4 separate regions of the Homo sapiens genome follow, and all the other regions are linked to region 1. The links are chromatin contacts, found by Hi-C or POLR2A ChIA-PET in ENCODE. All regions are on one chromosome and are shown on one strand. The core of a region is the stretch at or near the end of the contact, and the rest is flanking DNA. Distances in the headings are between cores, read along the strand shown. Region 1 holds the start of STRADA (STE20 related adaptor alpha). Region 2 holds the start of CYB561 (cytochrome b561). Region 3 holds the start of ACE (angiotensin I converting enzyme). Region 4 holds the start of PRR29 (proline rich 29).

The links. Hi-C counts contacts between places; a loop is a spot of excess contacts on that map. ChIA-PET counts read pairs that join two places held with the same protein, here RNA polymerase II (POLR2A). Pooled maps may share reads with other maps.
Region 2: a loop to region 1 is called in a map with no recorded cell type, with 12 times the contacts of the local background. The contact joins the promoter of CYB561 here to the promoter of STRADA in region 1. A Hi-C loop is called at or near these places in 2 of 37 single-sample maps with no recorded cell type and 10 of 50 pooled maps. POLR2A ChIA-PET finds 5 or more read pairs at or near these places in 7 of 52 experiments (GM10248, H1, PC-9 and 4 more).
Region 3: a pooled map shows a loop between it and region 1 (4-fold over the local background). The contact joins the promoter of ACE here to the promoter of STRADA in region 1. A Hi-C loop is called at or near these places in 1 of 37 single-sample maps with no recorded cell type and 2 of 50 pooled maps. POLR2A ChIA-PET finds 5 or more read pairs at or near these places in 1 of 52 experiments (K562).
Region 4: a loop to region 1 is called in a pooled map, with 3 times the contacts of the local background. The contact joins the promoter of PRR29 here to the promoter of STRADA in region 1. A Hi-C loop is called at or near these places in 1 of 50 pooled maps. POLR2A ChIA-PET finds 5 or more read pairs at or near these places in 2 of 52 experiments (CD4-positive, alpha-beta T cell and activated CD4-positive, alpha-beta T cell).

Annotation. Positions count from the first base shown.
Region 1 is chr17:63,739,989-63,743,541 of GRCh38, reverse strand. STRADA (STE20 related adaptor alpha) reads left to right here and starts at 1,743. Exons shown (of 13, transcript NM_001003787.4): 1 at 1,743-1,801. RefSeq lists silencers at 1,461-1,580, 3,084-3,252 and an enhancer at 3,118-3,553.
Region 2 is chr17:63,444,610-63,448,162 of GRCh38, reverse strand. CYB561 (cytochrome b561) reads left to right here and starts at 1,857. Exons shown (of 6, transcript NM_001915.4): 1 at 1,857-1,918. RefSeq lists enhancers at 1-457, 961-1,100, 458-1,271 and silencers at 1,241-1,430, 1,601-2,160.
Region 3 is chr17:63,475,052-63,478,604 of GRCh38, reverse strand. It overlaps ACE (angiotensin I converting enzyme), which reads right to left and starts at 1,544. Exons shown (of 25, transcript NM_000789.4): 1 at 1,262-1,544; 2 at 507-674. The coding sequence starts at 1,510. RefSeq lists silencers at 1,035-1,094, 1,195-1,284.
Region 4 is chr17:63,996,623-64,000,175 of GRCh38, reverse strand. It overlaps PRR29 (proline rich 29), which reads right to left and starts at 1,825. Exons shown (of 6, transcript NM_001164257.2): 1 at 1,752-1,825; 2 at 1,394-1,469; 3 at 1,102-1,208. The coding sequence starts at 1,811. PRR29-AS1 (PRR29 antisense RNA 1) reads left to right here and starts at 277. Exons shown (of 3, transcript NR_126169.1): 1 at 277-1,851; 2 at 2,254-2,411; 3 at 2,913-3,553. RefSeq lists an enhancer at 662-1,639 and a silencer at 1,893-1,942.

The sequences.
Region 1 (3,553 bases), core at 494-2,993:
CAGTCTCTCTAATACTCGGTTCCAAAAGACCACATGTGAAAGACCCTTCAGTAGAACACTGCTAGAAATTTTACTTCTCTGTTTATACTCTGTTGCTTTGTGAGTTTACCAAGTTTGCTCCTGAGAGTGGCATCTTATTTTGAGAATGAGAGCATGTGAGGGTAGCCCTTAGCAATGTCAAAGCACTCGATAAAATCAAAATGATGTGGCCCAGCACAGATGGCTCACACCTGTAATCCCAGCACTTTGGGAGGCCGAGGCTGGTGGATCACCTGAGGTCAGGATTTTAAGACCAGCCTGACCAATATGGTGAAACCTCGTCTCTACTAAAAATACAAAAATCAGCCAGGCGTTGTGGCGTGCGCCTGTAGTCCCAGCGACTTGGGAGGCTGAGTCAGGAGAATTGCTTGAGCCCAGGAGGCAGAGGTTGCAGTGAGCCCAGATCACGTCACTGCATTCCAGCCTGGGCAACAGAGCAAGACTCCATCTCAAAAAAAAAAAAAAAAAAAATCAAAGTGATGTATGTAAGATCAAATGAGAACTCATGTGCATACAGGTCCCACAGTTTCAGGGGCATATTTCTTTTTTTCTTTTTTTTTTTTTTTTTTTTTGAGACGGAGTCTCGCTCTGTCGCCCAGGCTGGAAGTGCAGTGACGCGATCTCTGCACACTGCAAGCTCCGCCTCCCGGGTTCAGGCCATTCTGCTGCCTCAGCCTCCATAGTAGCTGGGATTACGGGCGCCTGTCACCACGCCCGGCTAATTTTTTTGTACTTTTAGTAGAGACGGGGTTTCGCCGTATTAACCAGGATGGTCTCGATCTCCTGACCTAGTGAACCACCCGCGTCGGCCTCCCAAAGTGCTGGGATTACAGGCGTGAGCCACCGCGCCCGGCCTTCCAGGGGCATATTTCTATAAGTCCCTACTTGGATGTAGCTAAACTCCTCCCCCAGTCTTGGAAGTTAGGACGGTCTAAATCTGTGTCAAAGCTCAGAGCTGGCAAGAGCGAGTGTTCATTACCTGATGGTATATATCCGCGTTTTGGATACCCCCTCCTGCGCACGCGGGGGATAAGTCACTGAAAAACCTAGTCTCACAGGAGTGAGGCTTAGTTCATCGCTTCCTCATTTCTCAAGCTCTGCATAACCTGGCTTGGACAAACCTGATAGGTTTCCACAAACGGCTTCAGCTGTGGATGAGGAAGGCTTCGGGGGAAAAAAAAAGATACTGAGGGGACAAGATCGTTTTCATTAGTTGAGCTATTTTCCTTGTTTTACAAATAGTGGGGAGCAAAGAAAGGATGGGCTTCCCCTTTGCAGCTTGTTGTCTGGTGCCCGAGAGGCCAAAGTGAGGGGCATTTGAGATGTCGTCCAAGAAAAGTGCGAGGCGGGTTTTCCATTAGAAGTCCTACCACATGAAATGAGAAAAACACAATTCTCAGGAACAGCCAAGTTTGCCTTTCTCTGGTCCTTCATTGTTGAAGCCACCTGCTTCCCCCTCCTGCTGCGGGGGCGGAGGCTGTAGGCGGAAGCGCTGCGCGGCGGGAAAGACAACGGGAACTGAGAACCGCTCTCGGCGCGGCGGCGGCTGCTAGGGCCTGCCGCAGCCGCGGCCACTCGGAAAGGGCGGGACTTCCCCGCAGGGCGGGGTGGGGCGGAGCGCTCTATCAGTCCTCCCGGTCGCCCCACTGCGCATGGCACGTTGCGTACTCCCCTCCCAGCAACCGGTCTGGCGGCGGCGCGGCAGTAAAACTGAGGAGGCGGAGCCAAGACGGTCGGGGCTGCTTGCTAACTCCAGGAACAGGTACCTGCCTGGCGGGGTGCCTGGTACGCTGCCGGGGCCAGTCCCTCCTGGCTCTGCCACCGATTCCATCTCCCCAGGCCCGGGCCTTCGTCGGAGCGGCCATCCTGGGCTCACCTCACCCTCCACGGGCCCCCTTTTTAACCCGCGTCCTCGACTCCCGCAATGAGGCGCCGCAGCCCGAGAGCAGAATAGGCTTGGGCCTGGCGGGGAGACGCTGAAGCGGAGTTGCCGGGCGAGAGAGGCGGGCTCCTGCTTTCCCCTTCCTCCCCACCCCCTAGGACTTCCAGGTGGGGAACCTAGGGCTGGGTGCCGGTTTGTCCTGTTCAGGCAGAGTGGCGGCCGACCCCGGTCCTGGGCTCCCCGCTGTCCCCAGCCGCCGCGCACTTTGGGCTGACAGGCAGCGGGTCAAGTCCTCGTAAGGACACAAGATCCAGATGACTCCCAGAATCGGCCTAAACGAAGAGCTCATTGTCTTTTTGTTTTCCAGAAATGTTTTTTGGGTGCCTGCAGGGGATTTGGGCGCCGGAGATGGGGGTTGGGGATAAGGAAGAGAGCTCGAGGGAGGGGCAGTGGGTAGGTAAAATTGTTCATAGTTCTCAGGAAATAGGGAACTAACCTCTCTGCCCAGCCTTCTCCTGTATCCTAACATACTTTAACTTGACTTTCCCGGAGAAAGAGCCGTTGGAATTTGCCCTTTTCTTATTGTAATATCTGTTCAAGTAGAAGCATGTTCCAATACGTATATGCGACGTTAAGACAATTCTTCATTGACACTCATACCTTCCTGAAGACACCCAGGACTGTTTCTTGTCCCTGAGAGTTAAGGAAGAAACCAAATTTGATCACCTGCCAAAAGCCTGTGAATTCAGCCTTTAGTTACAGTGCTGAACTGGTCAAATCTGTCCCCTACTTTTTAATCAGATTTCTTAGAGGTGTTTTGGCTGGAATGCAGTGTTTATAGTTGTGGCCCCAGAAATGGAGGAAGTTTACTCTGGTTTTTAGAGCGCAGGCTTTGGAACAGATTTAATTAGTCCCCTACCACTTATCTGTGTGACTTTGGGCATTTAACCTCCCTGCACACCTGAATTTCCTGATCCGTAAAACAGAGATGATAATACTTGTGAGCTGCTCATGAAGCATTTAGCACAGTGCCTGACACGTAGGAAGTTTGCCATAAATGTTTGCTGGGTTTATTATTTTCTCTCTTTATTTTTATTTTAATTTTTTTGAGATGGAGTTTCGCCCTCGTCCCCCAGGCTGGAATGCAATGGCGCGATCTCCGCTCACTGCAACCTCGGCCTCCTTGGTACAAGCAGTTATCCTGCCTCAGCCTTCCGAGTAGCTGGCATTACAGGCACCCCCCACCACACCTGGTTAATTTTTGTATTTTCAGTAGAGACGGGGTTTCACCATGTTGGTCAGGCCGATCTCTGAGGTCCTGACCTCAGGTGATCCACCAGCCTCGACCTCCCAAAGTGCTGGGATTACAGGCGTGAGCCACCGCGCCCGGCCAATAAAGCTATTTCTATGTCTGTCCACTAGTAATATTGCTTTGTTGTGTGTGTGTGTGTGTGTGTGTGTGTGTGTGTGTGTATATATATATATGTATGTGTATATATATATGTATGTATGTATATATATATATATATATATAGTGTTAAATGTTTCTGATAGGCTGGGTACCGTGGCCCACCTCTGTAATCCCAGCACTTTGAGAGACTGAGGCAGTAGGATTGCTTGAGCTCCGGAGTT
Region 2 (3,553 bases), core at 608-3,107, 300 kb after region 1:
GGGTTGCAAGGTAGTTAGTCTGGGTGTCTGTCGTCCTGGGTTGGGACATCTGGGAGCTGGGGCAAGGCCTCTGGGCCCTAGTGCCAGAGAGCAGTTTGGTGGCGTTGCCTGTTCTTTAAAATGGGTTAGGTGTAGCCATGAGCCCCCCCATGCAGCGGGTGTGCAGGCCTCTCCCTCAGTCAGAACACCCTCACCCACCCCTCCCCACTTGAAGCAGGCCCTTGAGAACACTGCTGGCAGGGAGGCGGCTGCTCTTCCTCCTAAGGGAAAAGCCTGCAGCCCCGTGCTGCTGGGCCGTGGGGTGAGGGGGAAGCCAAAGGGCCCCTATCACCCCTCAGCAGGAGTCTCTCCTGGCTTTGGAAGGGGCTGAAGGCCCGGGGCTCTCACGAGGGAACTCAGCCCTGCTCAGCCGGTCAGGACTCCTCCTCCACGTCTAAATCCACAGACCAAACAAAGGACATGGCTCAGTTCCACCTTCAATCCACAGGGATTCTGCCTGTTAGCACGCTAAGGAAACTGTTTCTTACTTTAAATTATCCATTAATTTCCTCCAACTGAAAGATACTCTACAAATTTTCTGTTGTTGGAGGGTTTAAGCTTGGTCCCTCTGAGGGGGTGGGCCCTGCTGTGTCGGCCCCTTGTGTCTGCTCGTGGAAGGTGTGCCATGTGCCACCGTGTGCCATATGCAGCTGACACGCCTGTGCGTCTCGCCTGGCGCTGGAGACTGCTCTCTGTGTACTAAGCGAGTACTGGATCCCCAGGGCCTATCTTGCCCACTGCCTGTGGCAATACACAGGCAATACACAAAGCGCATTCAAGTAAGCAGGTCTCCCTGCCCCCCGGCCTCCCAGAACCTCGGTGCCTGGAGGGCAGGTGGGGGAGGGCGTTCCTGAATGGAGGCCGGTTTCCCTCTGCGGGGAGGAAACCCCATTTCCCTCCTACCCCTAGGCGCTTGCTACATCTGGCCCGGCATCAGACAGGAAAGAACCCTTTCTTCCCAGCTTGTAGGAAGTCTGAGCTGGGCCCCTTATCTACCCACAGCACTTCCTGGACCGGGGGCCTGGACCGGGCTCCGAAGGGGCTGGCTCCCGGTCTTGGTCTTGGCCTCGGCGCCCTCGTTTCTCTGCGCTTTGGGCAGGGGAAGCTGCGGACGGCAAGCTCTCGGCTTTCGTGAGAGCCTGGTGGAATCGGTGTTCCCCGAAGGCTACTCTGCGGGGGCGGGGGCTAGTCCGGGCCTTCCCGGCAGTATCGTCTCCCCCGTGGGGGCTGGGGAGGTGCCCCCAGGGCTCCCGGAGCGGCGGCGTGGCCAAGGCCCGAACCGGGTCTGACATCTAGTGGCCTCCTGGGCCCGGGCAGGGCGAGGGCGGGGCAGGGAAGAAGGTGGAGGGCAGAATGGGAGGCGTGGAGCGAGAAAATCAGGAAGCGCGGGACCAAGCCGGGGAAGGGCGGCGGGTCTCGCCCCTGGCACCCGCTCTCCTCGGGGCCCGTCCCATCCCCCAGGCCTGGCCGACCCCAGGTCCTTCCGTGCGCAGTCGGGGCTCGCAAGGACGAATCCCGCGGCCCTCGAGGCAGGCCCGGGGGAGCTCCCGGCCCTCCACCCCCGCAGGCCGCAGATCCCACGCACCCCCGATCATGGGGGCCCCGGAGGGAGGTCGCGAGGCCGGGCTCACGGTGGCCGCGGTTCGCCCACGTGCGGGCCCGGAGCTGGCAGGGCCCGGTCCCGAGCGTGGCCGCAACCGCGGGGACCTGGCACGTGCGGGGCAGCCCCGGGGGCCGCGTACGCCACTTCCGGTCCCGGAGACACCGCCCAGCCCGCCGCCCGGTTGCCATGGCGACGCCGTCGCGCCACGGCCCGCAGAACCGGCCAAGCGACCCGGGCGCGGCGCGGGGAGGCTGAAGGGACGCTCGGGTAGGCAAGGTAGGAGGCCGGGCTGGGGGTGGGAGCGGAGCGCGCAGGGGTGCGGGGCGGGGGCGGCCCAGGTGAGCCCTGACTGCGCAGGGAGGGACAGCGCGGGGCTCCCGAGTAGCAGCCGGCCTCGCACCTGCCCCTTGCGGCCGCGCACTGGACTGCGGCGCCGACCCGCACCCTGGGCCCGAGGGCTGCAGGGCTCGCCCGCCCTCTCGGAGCCGAGCCTCTCCCGGTCCAGGCGGCCCCTGCCCTGGCCTGCCCGGGTGCCGGGTCTCTGCTGAAGTTAGAACCGAGACCCCCGCTTGCTGGTGACCCCGAGTTTGGATCTTTGCTCCTGCGCCGCGTTCTAGAGCAAGGTAGGGTGCAAATGGACCAACCAGCCTTTGCCACGGCTGCCCTCTTGAAATCTGAAACCGGAGCCACCGCCTCTTGCCCCGAGCAGGGCCCGGGCTGCAACGTGGAGCCGCAGGTCCCCGCCTGTGTCTCCCGACGCCCCCAGCTTCTGAGCGCGAGGGTGGGAGTTTCCCGAGTGGGAAAGCCCCATGGCTTCGGTGGCCTCGGTGGCCCTGTGGTGGGTCAGGCCGGTGCCAACTGCGCTGAGGGCGGAGCTGCCGCCACCTTGACACCTGGGAGATGGCAGGGCCACCCTCCCTCCCTCCCTCCCTGCCCTGTCCCCGACTGTATCACGGAGCGAGGATCATCCGTGTGGATCTGGGGTCCCCTTCCCAGACTTCTCCTTTCTGGTCGTCCTCCTCTCATTCATTCCACCTTGGCAGCCTTTGTGGATTTTCTGACTCCGTAAATGAAGTTACATCTAGGGCGCCTAGATTCTGCCCCTTTGGTTTAATAGCTAATGAAAAAAAAAAAAAAAAAGCTTTGCCACCTCCTCTAGGTGCCTGGATTTCTCCCGGTGAAATTTGATGGAGGCAGGAAAATACGAGGCGGTGGCAGCCCCACCTCCTTGCATGAGGGAGCCTCCTAGAGCTGGAGGTGGAACCACCCTGCTTGTCCCACTCCTTTTCTTTCTTGCTTTATTGCTTTCTTGCTTTCCTTACTTTCCTTCCTTCTTTTTTTTTTGAGATGGAGTCTTGCTCTGTTGCCAGGAGGCTGGAGTGCAGAGGGCAATATCAGCTCACTGCAACCTCCATCTTCCGGGTTCAAGCGATTCTCCTGTTCCAGCCTCCCTAGTAGCTGGGATTACAGGTGTGTGCCACAACACGCAGCTAATTTTTGCATTTTTAGGAGAGACGGGGTTTCACCATGTTGGCCAGGCTGGTCTCGAACTCCTAACCTCAAGTGATCTGCCCGCCTTGGCATCCCAAAGTGCTAGGATTACAGACGTGAGCCACCGTGCCCAGCCTTGTCCTACTACTTTTCTGCCCTCACCACTTTTCCTTGGCAGGCAGAGCTTGGGCTCCTGCTAATACTGGGATGGTTCAGTGGCATTAGATGGCATTGGTGGAGGGGAATGAGAAATTAACCCCCTCTGAAAGCGTAGCTTCACTGGGAAAAAGCACTCTACTGTCTGAACAATTCATAAATGAATTTTGGGAATATACAATGTCACAGATTAAAAGCAGACCATCCTGTGTTCTTCCAGCCCCAGGAGCTTCTGCTTGGTGTGCAGGGGCTAATGGTGGACAG
Region 3 (3,553 bases), core at 295-2,794, 260 kb after region 1:
TGTAGCCTTGACCTCCTGGGCTCAGGTGATCCTTCCCCCTCAGTTTCAAGAGTAGCTGGGACTGTAGGTGCACGCACCACCAAGCCCAGCTATTTTTTTTTTGTAGAGACGAGGTTTTGCCATGTTGGCCAGGCTGGTCTTGAACTCCTGGGCTCAAGCGATGCGCCCACCTCAGCCTCCCAAAGTGCTGGGATTACAGGCTTGAGCCACCACGCCCAGCCCTTCTCAACTCTTCCAAAGAAGCTCATAAACCAGCCTAGGGAGAAGTGTATTTGAATTTGGCTTCCTACTCCAGAATGCTTCCTTTAACAGAAAGTAACTCCCCACCCCATCTCCAAGAAAAATCAATGCTCAGAAAGCCATTCTGTGCTTACCTGGGCTTTCCCTTCTGTCAGGGCCCATGTGGATCCCAGGGTTCCTCCCTCCCTGATGGGCTGCTCTCCCCCGACCCCCACGATGGGGCACTAGGAGGCCGCCCCCGAGCTCTGCCTCAGCCCTCAGCCCACCTGCTGCCGCTTAGCCAGGGGCAGGTTGGCAGAGCCCAGGGTGCGCACAGCTCCGATGATCCTGCGCAGCTGCGGGTCCGTGAAGTTCTGCCAGATCGGTTCATACAGCTCCTTGGCCTTCTGGCCCCAGGCCTCCGCAAACTCCTGGCTGAGCAGGGCTGCTTCCTCCTATTGGGCACCAGGAGGGCAGGGAGGGTGTAGGACCCTGCTTAGATGCAGGCCATAAAGGAGAAGCCACGGTGCTGGGGGAGGGGAGGAAGGCCAAGGGCTTCCAGAGCCCGGGCCCTGGGGAGATCCCTGCGGGAGACCTTAGTTTGCGGAAGCCGCGCTTCCTCCTTCTGGAGGGAATCTGCCTCATGGGAATGGTGGAGCAGAAATTGGGACCAGAAAAGAGGCCGGGCGAGTGGAGGGTGGATGGACAGTGCAGTGCGGTGACGGTGACAGCGACAGCGTCCGGAGGTGAGAAGGCAGCTGCCCGAGAGCGCGGGGGCCCCAGAGCCAAGCCCAGCACCTTCGGCGAAGGCGGGCGCGGCCTGGGAGCAGCCACCCTCATCCATCCAACTCGTGCATGCTGGGAGCGCAGGCCGTGCGCGCAGCCCGGCGCTCGGGCCCCGCGGCTGACTGTCGGGGCGAGGGTCCGGGGTCGGGGTGGGGTTCGGGTCGGGGGCGCCAGCCTGCCCGCCCCACAAGCCGGCCGCGTGCTGTGATTGGCCGCCGCGGCCCCGCCCCGCCCCCGCCCGGGCCCGGGCGCCCACCTGGCGCCTTGCATTCTCCGCGGTGATGTTGGTGTCGTGCGCCCAGCTGGCGGCCACGCTCTGGAACAGCACCTGTTCGGCGCTGGAGTTGTAGCTCTGCGCGAAGAGCTGCGCCCCGGCCTCGTCAGCAGAAAAGTTGCCGGGCTGCAGCCCGGGGTCCAACGCCAGGGCGGGCTGCGGCGGCAGCAGCAACAGCAGCGGCAGCGGCAGCAGCAGCCCCGGCCCCCGGCGGCCCGAGGCGGCCCCCATGACGCGGTGCGCGGTGCTCGGCTCTGCCCCTTCTCCTGCGCCGCGGCCGCCCTGCGGGTTATAAAACCCGACACACCCCCGCCCCCGCCCCGCCGCGCTTCCTCCTCCGCTCCAGAGTCCCCAGCGGCGCGGGCCGAGGTTCCTGGCCCGCCCCGGGCAGGGGCGCGGGCCGGGGAGGGGCCGAGGTGCAGCCCGGGGGTGGCGGGATGGGGCTGGGTCGGGCTCCCGCAGAGGAAGCTGGAGAAAGGGCCTCCTCTCTTTAGAAGATGGGGACCCGGCAGTTTGCCGGAACACCCGAGCCTGCCCACCGTGCGGCCGCGCAGCCTCGGCCGGGGCCTGGGAGCCTAGCGGCCTCCGGCTCGATCTTCCCAGCCCGACCCCCCGGAGCCTCCCGCCTCCGGAGTGACAAGGCCGGGGCCCCAGGAGCTGTCCGCAGGCGCCGCTCGTGCGGCGGGGATGGGGCTGATCGGGCCTGGCCGGCTTCTTCACCAGGCCATGGTCGAGGGGCGGGGACGTCGCCTGCCGGGGGTAGGGGTGTGGCGGGGGGGAGAGGAGGGAGGCGGGGACCTTAGGTGTCTTGCAGGCGCCTCCGGGAGGTGCTGGAGGGGCTCAGGGCGGCCGGCACACCTGGGGCTTGGGGCTGCGAGGGAGGGGGAGCCACAGAGCGCAGGAGCTTTGGAGCGCCTGCCCTCTTTCCCCCCGAGGACACAGGCTGCCAGTCGCTCAGCAGAAAACATCACACACGATCCCAACAGAGTCCTAGAACCCGAGGCTAGCAGGCTTTGAGAGCGACACAAAGCCTCAGAGATGAGAACAACCCCCTCATTTTACAGATGAAGAAATTGCCGCTCAGGTTGAGAGGCTTGCTCCAAGTCACCTCAGGTCTCCACACTCCCCTGTGTTTTCCTGTCTCATCCACGTGTCCCTCAAAGTGACAAGTGTGGGGGAGGGAGGACAGTCTTGTCCTATTGGCGCACAGGGCGGTTGTGGAGGCCACCTCGGCACCATGGCGTCTGCTGCCAGAGGGGGGAAGCCCCTTGACCCTGGCAGAGGCCCGGCGGCGCAGTGGGAGGTGGGGCAATGGAGGAACCGTGGGGTGAGGCTGGGCGGTGGGATCAGGGAAGGAGCCAGGGACAGCTGCTCCCAAGACCCCAACCCATTAGGCTGCTGGGGGCTGTTGGGAATCACTTGGGCTTCTGGGTGAGTGGGGGATGGTGTCTGGGGCTCTGAGGGACACGTGCACCTTGCTGTGCAGCATGGAGTGTGTGCAGGAGGCTGTGACCCCGCGTTCCTGTGAGATGCACCTCCAGTGAGATCGCACTGACTTGTCAGATGACGTGTTGCAGGGGAGAGGGGGCGGTGGGGAGAGGAAGAAGGTGGCTGTCCCTAGCACTAGAGGGAGAAGGCAGGGCCTTGTTAAACACTGGCCGGCAGTGGGGCCGGGAGAGGAGAGCTGGGGTCAGGCCTGGCCCTGGCCCGCTTTGCCAGCCTCCCTCCTGACCTGCAGTTTTCCCTCACAACTCCTCCCTGCCCAGTTTGGCTTGGAGAGCCAGTGGATACCAGAGGACATGGGTGCACTTCTGGGCCGGCTACGTTGGTGGACGTTTGTGATCAGAGCAGCCCCATCGAAGGCCAGGGGCCAGGGAGGGCAAGGTGGTGGCCTGGGCTCTCCTCCCAGGAGCCACCCTGCTCTCAGGGGTCCTAACAGCTTGGCCTTCCAGGCTTTGAGGGCTGTGGGTGTCTGTGTGCAAATGAGCTGCTGTCTCCTGGGAGGAAGCAGTCTTTCTGTGGAAAGAGGCTTGGGTGGGGAAGAGATGAGAGTGGGGCTCTGTCAGCCTCTGAAGGAGGGGCCAAGGGAGGAGAGATGAGTAGAGAGGAGAAGAGCCTGAGGCCTAACCTGTATCCAGAGGCCCTCAGCCAGAGGCTGGCCTCGCCTCCAAAGAGTTCCTGAGAACCCTCTTCAGGAGGGTGGAGGGCGGGCATTGCTTCTGCTGGTTCATTCTCCCGTCTGACTCCAAGGCATTTCCACAATGTCTATAGACC
Region 4 (3,553 bases), core at 576-3,075, 260 kb before region 1:
CACTGAGCTGTCCCCGGCCTCACCCCCGGCCCCTGGACCCACCTATGTGTCATCACTGAGGACCCAGGGGTGAGGGGTGGCAGTAGCTCCTCAGGGTCTCCTTCTGTCTGGATTCCTTGAACCCCTCTCCGCCTCCTCCGAGCTGAACAACATTCTCTCTCCACCCAGTCCCTGCTTCTCCTGACCTCAGGATGCCCACTATTGGCTGAGTAAGGCTCAGCCTTAGAGCTATATGCACATGCATGCACACACACGCTTGCACACACCCCCACTTGCACACACTTGCTTGCACGCACACACTTGCTTGCACGCACACACTTGCCTTCACAACCCGCTCGCACACACGTGCACGCACACCCTTGCACACGCACGTGAACACACACTTGCACACACATATGCATGTACACAGCCTTGCACACACACACGCATGCACACAGACACCCACTTGCACACACATACACACACACACTCTTGCACACACACACTGCCGCACACGGTTTCCCCCATTCTGTCTCCTGACTCTGCCCCTGCCAGCCTGGATGGGGGACACACCCTTCGCCTCCTCCAAGGGTCAAAATCCTACCTGGCTTTCAAGGGCTGGTTCTAAGATCCTCTGCTCCTCCAAGGAGCCTGTCCCCATCCCCCAACCCTATGTGCACTTGTGCTTTGTACCTCTCCATGTGCCATCACAGCCAACCTGGCTTTGTATCCCTAACCATTCATTTATTCATTCACTCGTTCAACAAATATCAGCTGAGCCCCTACACGGTGTCAGGCACCAGGCCAGACGCTCATGATGCATGGGGCAGGGTTACCAGGGTGCCTACCTTCCTGGAGCCTTAAGTCCAGTGGGGGAGGCACTACAGGGAAACCTCCTTGAAAACAAGACCTCGGTGGTCTGGACTTTGGGGGGTCTCTTCCCCGCCCCAACCTTTCATGGAGGCTGAAACATGACAGATGCCAAACAGCCCCAGCCAGAGAGACGGGCTGGCTTCCTGCTCCTCTGTCTCCCAGTTCTTTTCCCCCCTGAACAGGAACCCCAGGTGGATCCGCATCCCTGGACCCACAGGTGAGCGACCCCGGCGGCCCACCCACACGCACCTGAGGGCAGGGCGAGGCAGGCCGGGGCTGCAGCGCTCCAGCCACCAGGCGACTCAGCAGCAGCTGGTGCATCTGCGCGTTCTGCAGCATCATCAGTTCCAGCAGGTCTAGGAAGCGGGGTTCAGCAAGCCCACGCCGGGCCTCCGAGTCCCCCTCCCCCTGACACCCCTGTCCCGGGGGTGAAGAATGGGTTGGCGGGTTGTGCTGCGGGGACTCCCAGAGGATGTGCGAGGCAGAAGAGGGTGAGTGGTGGTGATGGTGGGGGTGGGGTGGGGGGACCCGGGAGTCTCACCTTCCTTCACGCGGCCTGGCTGCGGGGGCGCAGGTGGGACGGCCCACGAGAGGGGCTGCAGGAAGGTGACCCAGGGCTGGGGGTGTGCGCGGAGTCAGCCAGGTGGGGTGGGGGGAATGGATGGGGACACGTCGCGAGCCCCAACCCCCCCGGCCAGTGGCCTCCCTAACCCCGCAGGGGCCAGGTTCTCTCCTCCCCGCCCCGCGGCCTCCCTGCTCCCTGCCACGCCTCTTCCTCTCGGTTTGGGGCTGTCTCTCCTCGTCCCCCACCCCTCCAGGATCTGGCCCCTCCAGGGACAGCTCCCCACTCTGCCGTCTCCCAAGCTAAGGCAGGATCTGCTCCCGGGCTCAGCCCTCACCGTCGGGACTGCGCTCTGCGGTGGGGAGCGACCCCAGCTTCCGCCCGCCCCAGAGGCCATGGCTGGCGCCGGTTGCCTTGGCGACGCCGAGGACGCCAAGGTCTCTTCCCACGCATGCGCGGAGCCCGCCCGTGCTCCTGGGTCTTCCATCTCCCTGCTCCCTCCTGTCTCCTCCTCCGCGGACTTGGGGTCCCCAGGAGCCCTCCCCCGCCACCAGGAGGCCAGTCTCCTCCCCGGCATGTCCACCTCCCGCCGCGCTGCTCGGGGCTCCCCTCCCCTCCCCTTGCTGGTTCCCAGAACTGGGCCTGGGTTAGTGCGGGGAAGGGGGGTGTGTTTGTTGAGTGAATAAGCGAGTGACTGGGGAGGCTTGGTTTCGGGGTCCCAGAGCCCGATTGACTCAGCTGAAAAGTTCAGGAGAAACAGAGACTTTTGCAGGAGCAGGCTGGGGGCTAGGGCAGACGAGTGAGGAGGACAAAGGGTCTGTTCCCTGTCACTCTGACAGAGAGAGGGGCTTCCTGCCAGGAAAGAGTGGTTTCTGGAGCAGACCAAGGAAGGAAACACCGCCCGAATTCACGGAAGAGGCTGAGGACTCTGGCTGGAAACACGTGGCCGGCTTCTCGCCTCTCTCCTTGCGGCTATTTGCCCTGTTTCCTGGCCAAGGTGAGCCACTGCTCCTCAGACGAGGAAAATCGTGGTGACTTCAGCACCCGCGTCCCCAGTACTGTCTCCCGTACTGGAAAAGTTACCAAAGCACGCGTTCTTTTGACAGGAAGTTAGCAAGGTCTTCCTTGCTTAAGAACAGGTGAAGGGGGAGATCTATTTCTGCAGCTGTGACCATCCTAAGATAGGCCCCCGGCAGCAGTCAAGGAAAATCCAGACAGGAAGCTGGGCTTAGCACCCCGAGTAGCCCTTCCCCCACTCTCCATGTCAGCTCCCCTTCCTGCCAGTCCTGGAGTAAGAACCAGAAAGACCATTCCCACCTCCTCCTTTGCTCCGTAGTACCTGTCTCTAGGGGAGCAGGCTTGTGGGCATTACTTTACTGTCCCCATGGGTCTTATGGCTTCAACAGCCATTAACAAGCTGAGATCCAGGCACTGGGGTCACAGCCCCCCAGTGAGTAGAACACAGAGATGCCTCTCTCCATCTCCATTCTCATTCCAGGTAGAAAGAGAACAAGCCATTTTGCTCATCATCAACAAACCTTGACCAAGGAAGTGTCTGCGTGTGCAATGTGCCATCTGAACCCTGGAGGCATAAGCAGTATGGTCACTTGTCCCAGCATTGTTGGGAAGTGAAAATGTATCCATGGAAAGAGAGCAGAAAGATAAGACTACGCCCCGGGGATAATGAAAAAGAGAGGACTTGACCGCTGAGGGATGGAGTTCCAAGGAAGTCAGTCCTTGATGGGGCCAAGCAGCAGGGGAAGACGGGCGCTATCAGGCTGGGGACAGAGCCCAAGCCAAGACCCAGGTGTATGAATGGACAGGACCTGAGATGACCCGGTGGGTCAAACTGTCTGACTGTAGAAGAGGAGCTGGGCAGAGAGCAGAGGTCCAGGGACAGGCCAAGGTTTGGAATGCCAAGGTTTGGAATTTAGGCTTGGCCCTGTGGGTAATGGAGAGCTATCAGTGGGTTTCAAGCAAAAGGGAGATACCAAGTGCTGTGGCCAGCCATGTTTCAGGAAGATTGTTCTTGTCCACCTTTGTTTATGTCAACCACATTTAGAAGTAACAAATGTCTGATAGGGGGTCAGGTGCGGTGGCTTGTGCCTATAGTGCCAGCTACTCAGGAGGCTGAGGCAG